Regions from separate parts of the Homo sapiens genome. Here regions 2 and 3 are each linked to region 1. A link is an interaction called in ENCODE POLR2A ChIA-PET data of the cell type or tissue named here. Cell type or tissue: HepG2. All regions are shown on one strand.

What was found. Peaks named below come from ENCODE experiments on the same cell type or tissue, not always from the same donor. Only the 100,000 strongest peaks of a DNase experiment are listed, where the experiment ranks them.
Region 2: POLR2A ChIA-PET joins it to region 1 with 6 read pairs; 2 of 35 experiments call an interaction of 5 or more read pairs at or near these places.
Region 3: POLR2A ChIA-PET joins it to region 1 with 6 read pairs; 1 of 35 experiments calls an interaction of 5 or more read pairs at or near these places.

What each region holds. Positions count from the first base shown.
Region 1 is chr11:2,209,251-2,213,250 of GRCh38, reverse strand. No RefSeq gene overlaps it. Among named protein-coding and RNA genes, the nearest start is that of MIR4686, 38 kb to the right of the region's middle. RefSeq lists an enhancer at 268-838. In HepG2, no CTCF peak of the experiment used is centred here; DNase peaks (open chromatin) are centred at 370 and 1,960; H3K4me3 peaks cover 332 bases.
Region 2 is chr11:1,981,023-1,985,022 of GRCh38, reverse strand. MRPL23-AS1 (MRPL23 antisense RNA 1) reads left to right here. Exons shown (of 4, transcript NR_024471.1): 3 at 41-173; 4 at 338-1,814. It also overlaps a transcript of MRPL23 not described here. Among named protein-coding and RNA genes, the nearest start is that of MRPL23-AS1, 6.9 kb to the left of the region's middle. RefSeq lists enhancers at 845-1,614, 2,383-3,152. In HepG2, no CTCF peak of the experiment used is centred here; no DNase peak of the experiment used is centred here.
Region 3 is chr11:1,674,413-1,678,412 of GRCh38, reverse strand. No RefSeq gene overlaps it. Among named protein-coding and RNA genes, the nearest start is that of FAM99B, 9.2 kb to the left of the region's middle. In HepG2, no CTCF peak of the experiment used is centred here; a DNase peak (open chromatin) is centred at 2,262.

The sequences.
Region 1 (4,000 bases):
GGCTACCAGTTACAAAACAGAAAAAGCCCAGAGGCCAATGAGGGCACCCGGCATAGCCTGCAGGCCAGTTGGCCGGAGGGGCTGGAGGAGGTTGGGATGGGGCTGGCCCCTGCTGCATGCCCTGCCTGCACCCCTCTCCAGGCTGCAGGTGGGGGTCTCCTGGGGTTTGCCTGTTGCCCCTGGGGCTGTGTGCTCCATGCTAGCAGGAGCCAGGGCAGCCTGCCCACTCCTGCGTTCCCCCAGCAGGGCCAGCTTCTGCTGCCTAGCAGGTCTTCAGGACATTGTGAGAAAGAGTGGATGGACTGGACAAACGTGCTCGGAGGAGTGTGTGTGTGGCCACAGTGGCTCCCAGGGAGGGCCATGCTCAACAGGAGCTGGGATGGTGCCACGGGAGGCTCAGGGCCACAAACCTGGAGATCAAGGCACAGATCAAGGCCGTGGCCAGCCCCAGGCAGAGCTGGGAGTGAGCCAGGCCGCCCGACTGGGGTCTGTGGCCTGGCCTCGGCCCCAGCCCGTCTTGGTTTCCCACACTCAGGGACCCACTGTTTGTGTGTCTGTCTCAGTGGGCTGTCATTTTTAAAAGGAGGTGAAGTTCACATACCCAGAATTAGCTATTTTCAGTGCACAATCCAGCGTATCCAGCACGATCTCAGTGCTGTGCGACCCTCACCTCGGTCTAGCTCTGGAGCACGTGCATCCCCCAGGCGGAAACCCTGTCACTGAGCGGTCACTCCCCGTCTCCACCACCCCCCTCCCTGGGCGGCCACCCATCTATTTTTGTCCCTATGGATTTGCCTATTCTGGACATTTCATATAAAGGGAGTCCATCACCACGCGGCGTTGTGTGCCCGGCCTCTTCCACCGAATGTGGCGTTGGTGAGGCCTGTCCATGCTGCAGCCTGCATCTGTCCATCATTCCTCGCATGGCCCAATAATGTTCCATTGTACAGGCAGACCACAGTGGGCTCGTCTTTTTTTTTTTTTTGAGACGGAGTGTCACTCTGTCGCCCAGGCTAGAGTGCAGTGGTGCGATCTCTGCTCACTGCAAGCTCCGCCTCCCGGGTTCACGCCATTCTCCTGCCTCAGCCTCCCCAGTAGCTGGGACTACAGGCGCCTGCCATCGCGCCTGGCTAATTTTTTGTATTTTTAGTAGAGACGGGGTTTCACCGTGTTAGCCAGGATGGTCTCGATCTCCTGACCTCGTGATCCACCCGCCTCGGCCTCCCAAAGTGCTGGGATTATAGGCGTGAGACACCATGCCCGGCCTGGGCTCGTCGTTTTCGTGGTTGGTGCATGCCGGGGTCGTTTCCACCTGTTGCCTCTGGTGAGTGATGCTGCCGGGAACATGGGTGTGCACGTGTCTGCCTGAGTCCCTGCTTTCACTTCTGGGGATAGACCTGGGGTGGGATTGCTGGTCACACGGTAGTGCTGGGGGTAACCGGCCTGCGTGGACCGGCCAGGGCATTTCCCATGGCAGCTGTGCTGCTGACGTCCCACAGCTGTGTGAGGCTTGCTCACGGGGCTCTAACTGCATGCCCACTCCTGGCCCGTGGGTCTGGAGTACACAGAGAGTGGCCGGCTCTCAAGCGTCTGAGCAGCTCCCACAGCCTGGGCGCCTGCCTGGTGTGGAGGGGTCGGGGCAGGTGTCTTGCTGGGGACTCCAGCAGCTTCCTCTGGACTTGTCTCCCGGCTCCAGGGTTGCTGGGAGGCTAGTTCTAAAACAGGGGAGAAGCCGTGTGCTCTCTCTGCCCACTGGGAGCCCCAGTGTAGGACGACTGTGCCCTTGTGGGGTGGGGGGAGCTGGTGCCCACACCACGCCAGGCAGCTCCCCCACCCTGGCCTCAGGCAGAGCTGCCATCCTTCTCCCCTTGGTTTAACCATTAACTGGTCGCCTGCGGTGCACCCGGAGACAATGGCGTGTTTGTTCAGCGCAGTCCGCAGGGGCCTGTGCAGGGTCTGGCACAGTCATCAAAGCTTTGCGATTAAGACTATTAGGGACGGGATTTGTGCAAACAAAGGGACAGGTGCAGGGGCCAGGCCAGCTGCTGGGGCCGGGTGCTCTGCTGGGAGGCCATAAACCTCCCTGGGCCATGGGGCCTCCCTTGCCTGCAGCCCGCTCACTGAGGCTTTGCTGTTTGCCCAGGCACAGAGGCCGGGCTGCACAGGGCAGTGTGTCCCCAGGGCATCCTGCTCCCCCCACCCCTTGGCTCCTGGGCTGCCTGGAACCTGGTTGGCTCAGGAGCTTTTTATCTACAGCTCCTCTGTCTATGTCCCCTTGGCAGGTCCTTTTTAACATGAGTCCTCCTCCAGTGAAGGAAAGGGTCATGCCAGGGCCTGCACCTAGGGCCTCCGTTCTCCAGTGGGTGTCTTTGCATGAAACGGCCTGGGCCCTGGCACTTGCCCCACCAGCGCTGCCTGCAACCTTGTCCCTGTACCTCGGGCCTCCACCACATCCCTGGACCTGCACGAAGGAGCCCTGAGCATGGAAGTCAGGGGAAGGGAGGTCTCGACATGAGCCCAGCCATGGCCAGAGTACTGAGCCCAGGGCCAGCAGCCTCGGCTGGCAGTGCAGGGTGATGGGTCTGTGGGCCGGGCTGCCCAGGGACCTCGGCCCTGGGGTCTGAGGGGCACCAATGCCTTTTGCAGGCCACCATTTCCCTTTCCACTTTCCAAATGTGATTGGACACAGGTGGATGCACCTGCCTGCCCAGCAGACAGCCCGGTTCTGACCCGTGTGGAGCTGCGTGGACTGGGCTCACCTGTGCCTTCTTGCATCAACCAGGTGTGGACCCTGACAAGGTGCCAGCCACTGTCCTCCAGGAGCTACCTCAGGGACACGCAGGGAGGGACTGGACAGACAGATGGAGCGCAGTCCTTGCTGCCCGGCCAAGCCCTTGTGGGCAGGGCAGACTCCTTCAAGATCATCAAATGAAAGCAGGCAAAAACCACGTCCTTTTGTGACCTAAGCTTGGAAGCAATGTTGTCACTTCTGCCTCATCCTATTGGTTAGAAGTGAGCCAGGAGGTCCTGTCCACATCCAAGGTGGGAGTCCCCGCAGGACGGGGCCTGGGAGGTGGGCCCATGGGCTCCAGAGGGGCTGGACCACAGCAAGAAGAACGAGGCCAACCTCCATGGGTAGCGCAGACCGGCTCAGGCCCTGCCCTTCCCGCCGGGGTCCCCTGTGACAGGACGCAAGGGCACAGCTGCGGAGCAGGGTGGGCTGTTAGAGCTGGGCAGAGGCCACAGTGGCCAGAGGGCTGGTGAGAGTGGCTCTCCTGCTGCCCTAGCCACTGGCTGAAGATCTGCCTGGGGAGGAGTGGGTTTGGGCGGCCGGGCCTAGGACCCCTTCATAGCTACCACTAATACTCATTCTCTGCTCCTGAGAAACCTCCTCCAGGGGCCTCTGGGGTCTTGGAGATGAGACAGAGGGACCTCAGGCAGGACAGACAAGAGACCCTGGTCTCGGGTGTCCACAGAGCGGGAGCCAGGCAGGCTGGGCGGAAGTCCTAGGCTTGGACCCTGTTACGGGACTTTCCCTGTCAGAATGGGCTCAGGAGGGAGTGAGTGCGTGGTCCTCAGGTGTGCAAGTGCCAAGGCTGGAGCCCACCCCCTGGGAAGCAGGGCCAGGGTGGCTGGGGCGGACTTGATCCCTGGAGAGGAGCGTGGGCAGCCAGGGCAGGGAGGAGGGCAGGCAGGAGGGAGGTCCAGGCCTGTGGGCCGACAGGGGGTGAGGAGGCAGTCTGGGGACCTGAGAGAAGGCCGAGTGGCTGTGGGGTGGGTGACCTGGGGCCCTGACTCTGCCTTACCCTTGGCCATGGGGCCACATTCATGCTCGGCCCCCGCCCAGCCTGGGCTGGGAAGGCATCAGCCTGGCCATGAGGCAAGGGGCCGGCCATGCCTGGGGCCAGAGGGGGTCCCCCAGCCCTTCGCCTTCTCTCCATCTCCTGAGTAGGGCCCCTGCCCTGCTCTGACAGGGTGGTCACCTTGCCCCGCTCCGTGC
Region 2 (4,000 bases), 230 kb after region 1:
CCTCAGAGAGGTGTGGGCTTCTCCTCCCTCCCATACACAGTGTCTCTGAGGATGAACTGCCATGTGCCCGGCGGGGATGCCGTCCCTGGCCCTTGCTGAGTGCCTCTGGGACGAGGTCAGCTGAGCCTGCCATCCTAACTCAGACACCATCTCACTCTCCAAGTCCCTTCTCGGTGAGACGGGGGGCCTTGCACCCACCTCCCAGCCCCCACACACCTGAGGGGGTCCCCGTTCCCCTACCCCGTGGCTCCACCACGCCCCACGCATCCTACCTGAGGGACAGAGGGGACTGTGAGATGCCCCCCACAGGCTGGTTTTCCTCTTTCACCCATAACAGGCCCAGCAAATTCTCACCTCCAGAGGCCAGGTCTGCCCCGCAGGTCTTAGGAAATACAGCCCTACTTCCATCCAGCACACCAACCCAAGGAAGTGCCTCGGAGCCCTGGGGCCCGAGGGGGGCCTGGCCTTGGTCTCACGGCGGCAGCTCCACCTGGAGAGGAGTGAACTCAAGCCAGGACGCCCCGTCTCCACAGCGGAAACCGTGTTGCCGGCTGCTCCCTCCTGGGGACTCTGGGCCTGAGGTTCCTGTGGGAGTTGGGGGGATAGCTGAGTCCTATGGAGGTGCCCCTCTCCTCCCCGCCCAGTGGAGCTTGGGGTGGGGACAGGCGAAGACAGGGTGAGAAGCACGGGGCATTCCCCCTCCACACAGCGCTGAGAAAGTAAGGGAGCATCCAGAAAACGGTGCCCACTTCCGCGTCAGGCGGATATCACGGGCACCAGCTCCAGGTGACCCTAGCCCAGCCAGAGAACAAGGACCAGGTTGTGCCGCAAAGCCCGTGTCCGCTCCCTCCCGCCTGGGACCACTGTGGCGAGGGGAAGGGAGCGTGGTGGCCCTCTCCTGACTCCTGAGGCCTGAAGTCCAAGCTCCCGGCCCTCAGGCAGGCCAGGGTCTAGACACCGCTGCCCCAAACACACCCCCCAGTCCCCGCCCGCAGGCTTCCTGCAGGATCCCCCAGTGCACCTGGGGGCTGAGGAGAGTGAGCAGGGCGCAAAGAAGCTTCGTCGGGAGGGCGGTCCCCACCCGCCTTGGACCCCCGGGGATAGTGTCCTGGGGCCTGGGCTCAGATGCACCCTGGGAGGAATGGTGCGGAGGCTGTTTTTTGCTCCAAGAGGACATTGCCTCAGCAGAGGGCTGCCGAGCTGGGAGGACCCACAGTGCAAGGCCGCAGAACCCCCTAGGAAGCCTCAGAGCCTTCAGGTTCCGGGCTGAGGCTGTGGGCGTGGACCCTTGTGCAAACCCCACTGGAAGAAAAACCTTACAGCTCAGGAGGAGGAGGGGCCCCACCCGCTCCCAGAGCCCGTAAACGAGGGGTGGTGCCCACATGAGGCCTGGGGAAGGGCTGGGGCTGGGACACCCCCTCACCACCCCCAGATACCCCAGGCAGCCCCTCCCTCCACAGAGAGACCCACTGGGCCTGACCCTGCCCTGGGCACAGGGTCGAGCCAGGGACGGCCCGTGGGAGAAAGACGGCTTCATGGGCCGCTGGCCGGGCCAGGTGCGTCCTTCCCCAGTTCTAGGTGGCAAATGGGGTGGGGCCAGAGCCTTCTGGCTAGGGAAGACACTGGCCTGGTTGGTGTGGCAGGGGCAGCGAAGGAGGGTCAAAGGCCACTCTGGCCTGGAAGAGTCCCCAGCCACCTGGACGGGGGTAGCCAGGCCTGGTCCCTGCCCCCACTCTCCAAGGGGTCGGGGCAGCCGGGCAGAGCCAGTAAGTGTTTGTTTTCAGATGACATTTGTAAAGAAAAACAGCCTCCCACACTGCTTGACCCTGTGTCTGGAATGTGGGGAGGCAAACAGCTGTGCCCTTCCCAGACCCTGCACAGCCCCTGGTGGGGGCAGGGCCCTGGTGGGAGCAGGGCCCAGAGGTACAGCCTGGGGAGGCACCGGCCATTGTGGTTGGAGCGCGGCAGCCAGGCTCTGGGCTCTGTTCCGGGCCTCACTGTGTCCCCAGTGGGGTGCCGCCACCACCCCCCCAGCCTGGGCCCCGCCGGTCAGACACCCGCAGGGACAGCTTGTCTTGGCTAGCTGGCTACAGCACCTCGCTGGAGTCCAGCAGACACGCGCTCCCGTGCGCACGCTGCGCCCCAGGCCAGCCCTAACGCCGCTGCTCGGGTCAGGCCCCCCGCCTGCCGTGGGCTGCTGGCTGCCTTGGCCCGCCCCAGCTCTCTCCGCGCCCCTGCCTCCAGGGAGCCCTCCTCGAGGACTCCAGCCACCCAAGCTCAGCAGGGCCAGCCCGAGCCCCTGCCCCACACAGCCTGTGTGGAGGGTCCTCAGCCCCCTGATCCCCCAGACCCTCCCGGCAGAGGCTGGGTCCCTGGGGCTTGGGGAAAGCCGGCTCCATGGCCCCTGGCCTGGATGATTTCCCAGAGGCCGGTCCCCTGCCAAGTGCCTGGTGACCCTTGTTCCTACCTGGCTGCCCATGGTCCTTTGTGCGACCCCCGCCCACAGCCCAGGAGCTGGGCAGGAGACTCTGATTGGGTGGCAGCAGAGCCATCCTAGGGCTGCCCCTGACCCTGGCCCTGACCCTGCCCTGGAGCCTCGTTTCCAAATCTTGCCTCATGCTTTCGCCAGACCCCTGTGGCCCCTTCCCGACCCTGGAGTGCCCCTGGGGCTTCCTGGAAAGGGCCTCTCCTTTGCTCACAGTTGGGTGCCGAACTTCACCAGCATTGACCACCCGAAGGCGCAGGGACACCCCCGCAGTCCCTCTCCTGGGGGTCCCATCACCAACTCCCCATGGGCGGGATATCAGAAGAATTCTCTGCGCAGGTGCTCCGCCCCTTCAGGCACAGGGGAGGGCGGCTCAGGGGCCAACGGCAGACGTTGGTGCCTGCCCCTGCAGCGGGGTGCCCCATGCTGAGACAGCACACACGGGGGACACTCCGGGCCTCGGTCCACCCTCCATGTGGCAAATGAGGTGCTTGGCGGGGCTTCTTAACTCTTCACCCTGGGCTCCCCACGGGTCCCTTCCCTTCCCCTTGGGGGCCCCGGCCCCAGGTCCCCAAGGCCTAGACCTGCCTCTGCCACCCTCAGAGCAAGGATGCGCTGCAGAGGGAGAGGGGCTGCAGCTCGGCCCCAGAGCTCCGGCTTCCTGTCTCCCAGACCACAAATCACTAAAGGCCGTGGGTCCTGGGACATTGAAGGCCCAGGAAGCTCCTTGTGTTGAGTTAAACATAGTGGAGCAGAGGCATGGAGCTGGCATTTCCCACGCTTACGACCACTCTGCTACGGGCTGGGGTGGGGCTGGGAATCAGCTTCCCCTGCGCCCCGCCATCCCTTGTCCAGAGGGACCCGTGGGAAGGCCAGGTTGAAGAGTTAAGAAGCCCCGCCGAGCACCTCATTTGCCACACGGAGGGCGGACCGAGGCCCGGAGTGTCCCTCTTGCGCACTGTCTCAGCATGGGGCACCCCGCTGCAGGGGCAGGCACCAACGTCTGCTGCTGGCCCCTGAGCCACCCTCCCCTGTGCCTGAAGGCCCAGCACTTCCAGGGCTGCCCGAGCTGAGGACCTGTGCAGAGAACTCTTCTACACCCCACAGAGGAGGCTGAGGGGTCGAGGCGGCTGCGGGAGCCCCAGGGGGCCACCACACAGCCATGCCTGCCCCTCTCCTCGGTGGGTGTAGAAAGCTCTTAAATGGTGGAAAAACAAGGGCATGGCCACATTGCACAGGCACAGAAGGTTCCAGAAGGAGTGAAACAATGGCATGGAGGGAGCAGAGCCTGGGCCGGTGGGGGCACAGGGATGAGGCCAGTGAAGGCCACGGGTTGGGGGGTGCCCTGAAGCCAACGACCCCATCCTTATCGCCTGTGTCTCTCTGCACACAGCGTCTCGTCTGCAAAGTTAGCTGAGCAAACGCCAGGAGCCAAGGGTCGAGGCAACGATATCCGTGGGGCCACTCCACACCCCCTCTGCCTGCCCCATCAAGACCTGCTTTCCTGGTTGAAAT
Region 3 (4,000 bases), 530 kb after region 1:
TCACGCCACTGCACTCCATCCTGGGCGACAGAACAAAACTCTGTCTCAAAAAAAGAAAAAAGAAAATCCTCCCTGGTCCCCAGCCCCAGGCTTCAGCACCAGGTAAGGGTGAGCTTGCCTAGGAGGCCTCGCAGTCTCTGACGCCCTGAGGTAATGGCGGCCACACCTCACCCTGACCCGGCCCACCCATGGCCCAGGCTGGCACAGATCCCACATTCATACCCAGAAGAAGGGGATCCAAAGCCATCTGGGGCATAAAGGCTACCTGCCTCCGTCTCTATTATTCTCTGGACACAGTGTCTGAAATTCAATTAAAATTTATGAGATAGCAAGGAAGGAAGGTAAAATGAACCATGGCCATGTGATAAAACAATTAATAGAATCCAACTTTGAGATGACTCCAATGTTGACACTGTTGCACAGGGACTTTAAAATAACTCACAGGCCAGGTGCGGTGACTCACTCCTGCAATCCCAGCACTCTGGGAGGCCGAGGTGAGCGGATCATGAGGTCAGGAGTTCGAGACCAGCCTGGCCAACAAGGTGAAACCCCATCTCTACTAAAAATACAAAAATTAGCTGGGCATGGTGGCAGGTGCCTGTGGTCCCAGTTACTCGGGAGGCTGAGGCAGGAGAATCGCTCGAACCCGGGAGGCAGAGCTTGCAGTGAGCTGAGATTACATCACTGTACTCCAGCCTGGGTGACAGAGCTAGACTCCATCTCAAAAAAACAAATAAATAAATAAAAATAACTGTGATGGGTATGTTTAGTCAATATGCATTAACAGGTGAGGAATTTCAACAGATAAATGAAAACTGAAAAAAACTAGAACACTGTTTTTATTTATTTATTTTTGAGATGGAGTCCCACACTGTTGCCCAGGCTGGAGTGCAGTGGTGTGATCTTGGCTCACTGCAACCTCTGCCTCCCATGTTCGAGTGATTCTCCTGCCTCAGACTCCCCAGTACTGGGATTACAGGCGTGTGCCACCATGCCCAACTATGTTTTGTATTTTTAGTAGAGACGGGGTTTCACCATGTTGGTCAGGCTGGTCTTGAACTCCTGACCTCAGGTGATCCACCCACCTTGGCCTCCCAAAGTGCTGGGATTATAGTCCCAGCTACTTTGGAGGCTGAGGCAGGAGGATCTCTTGAGCCCAGGAGTTAGAGGCTGCAGTGAGCTGTGATCGAACCACTGCACTCCTGCCTGGGCAACAGAGCGTGGCCCTGTCTCAAAAAAAACAAAAGTCAAATGGAAATAGCCTCTCCACCACCGCCCCCCCACCAACAATATCAACATTCTTATCATAGGCTAATTAACACACTGGAAAGAACTAAGGAAAGAATCCATAAACTGGGAGACAGGTGAGTAGAAGTCATCCAAAATGAACACAAAGAGAAAAAAGACAAAGAGAGAGAACTAAATCAAGCATCCAAGACCTTTAAAACACTTCAACACACTCTAGTGAATGTCCACTTATGATCCTAAGAGGAAAGAAGAAATCGTGGAAGAAAAGCTACTTGGAGAGATGGTGGCTGAGAGTCTCCCAAAGCTAGTCAAAGACAAAAAAAATCACATATTTGAGAATTTTGGAGAGCCCTAAGCAGAATAAACACAAACACTCCTGTTAGAACTAATAAAAAATCCAGCAAAGGTGCAGAGTGTAGTATCAATACACAAAAATCCACTGAATTTCTATACATTAGTAATAGACAATCTGAAAATGAAATTAAGAAAATTTTAAATAATAATAGAATAAAATACAGAAGCATATACGTAACCAAAGAAGTATAAGAGTTAAATGCTAAAACCCCCAAATCCTGCTGAGAGGAATTAAAGAAAACATGAGCAACTGGGGAGGCCGCCCGTGTTCATGGGCCAGAGGCACAATCACGTTAACATGGCAATTTGTAAATCCAATATAATCCCTGTCAAAATCCAGCAGGCATTTGTGCAAAATTTGACAAATTGATCCTAATATTTACAAATGAAAATGAAAGGAAAGCCACCGATTAGGATAAAATATTGACAAATCATATAACTGATAAAAGATTGTATCCAGAATAGAAAAAAGAGCTAAAAACTTCATGACAAAAATAACTTAAAGGACCCGGTATGGATAAAACAATTTTTTAAAAGAACAAAATTTAGTAACAAAGACAGTCTCGTATTGGTTTCACTGTAGCCACACAGATCAATGAAACAGGATCAAAAGTCCAGGAAAAAAAAAAAACGTTTTATGTAGATTGTCAATTGATTTTTGACAAAGGCAACAAACAGAACTCAGTCGGGGGACAGACAGTCTTTTCCACAAATAGTGCTGGGACATCTGGATAGCCACATGAGAAAGAAGTTTGGAACCCTATCTCATGTCCTCCACAAGAATTAACACAAAGAGGGTTACATGAAAACCGGGAACTAAAACTTGTAGAAAACATGGGAGAAAGTCAAGGAAGCTGTGGGCCAGGTGCAATTCCTTAGCCATGACATCAAAAATAAGATCGTAAAATAAAACATTGATAGGGTGAACTTCATCGAATTTTTTTCAAATGTGTGCTTCAAAAGACACTAACAAGAAATCGGAAGATAAGTCGCAGATCTGGAGGATGTATTTGCAAACCATATCACTGATGAAAGATTGAACCCAGAATGGAAAAGGAACTAAAAAATTAATGACAAAAACAGCTCCGTTAGAAACAGGCAAAACATCTGCGTAGACATCCAATTTCATAATTTGTGAGAAATGTATTTAGTACCGTACACCTCTCAGTAACAGCTGCTTCACTCTGCCCCGTCCTTCTAATGTGCAATGTTTTTATTACTTTTTAATAATTATGATTATCTCTTTAACCCCAAATTTATGGTAATAGACTATTTGGTTTCCAAACATACAATATTTGCACTATCCCTTTTGTGACTTAATTTCTAATTTTTTTTTTGCCCTGTGGTTGGAAAATATATTTCTGTATGTTGATCATTTGACTGTCAGAAAGCTGCATTGTGGCTTAATGTTTTAATCCTTTTGTAGCCTTCTTTCAGTCCACATACAATTGGCTTGCATTTTCCCTTCCTGTTATTGTCAACTATTCTGTGTCTCTCGCGGGTAACATCGTTTAACTCCATCCATACTCTTGTGTCTTTTAATTGGTAAGTTTAATTTATTCGTTCTTCTGATAACCTGTTGTATCAGGATTCAAAAGTCCTGCTGTCTTAAATCAGGTTTTCTGTTTTGCTGTAGTCCTTTTTCTTTCTTATTATTTTCATGACCATGTTCCCTTCCCAGGGCTGGTCATTTGAGGAGCTGCCAGATTAAGACCTTTGTTGTCCCAGGACAAGCTCCGTTGCAGAGGCCGCAGAGGCCACCAAGAAGAGGGCTCCGTGCGGAGAGTGCATCCTGATCCCCGGGACCAGGCCAGGTGCGAGGCGTGCCCTGGCTGAAACTCAGTGCCTTGGTATTTTTGGAACCTACTTGGGGAAGAAAAATCTGGAAACCCTGTCCTCCCAGTACTGAGCGTTTTCTGTCTCGGAAGAGGTGGTAGTTGCAGTTCACTTCGGAGCCGCCTGCTGTTTTCACTTTGGGGGACTCTGGAGTTTTAGTTGCACAAACAAGGAATTGCCTGCATGTTCCCTGGATGCAAATGTCTCAGGAGGGGAATGTGTGTGTGTGTGTGTGTGTCCTGTCGTACGTGGGTGCTCCCCCCTGCCCTCCTCTCAATCCTCATCAGTGCCTGACGAGCTCTGGGCAGCACACCGAGGGATCCAGGCTGGTGCCTTGGGGCTGAGACTCAGGAAGATCATGTCTCCTCCCTCCCACTGAGGTCTTTGCCCAGGACCTCACTTCCTAGACGAGGAGCAGCCTCTTTCCAGGACAACCCAGAGTGGAAAGGTCCTCCTTGGGACAATTACTCCAGAACTCAGGCGGTGGGTTTCACTCTGTCCAGGTGGCAGCTGCCTGTCCAGCTGATGAACACCCCACAGCGTGCAGAGGCCGTGCTATCCC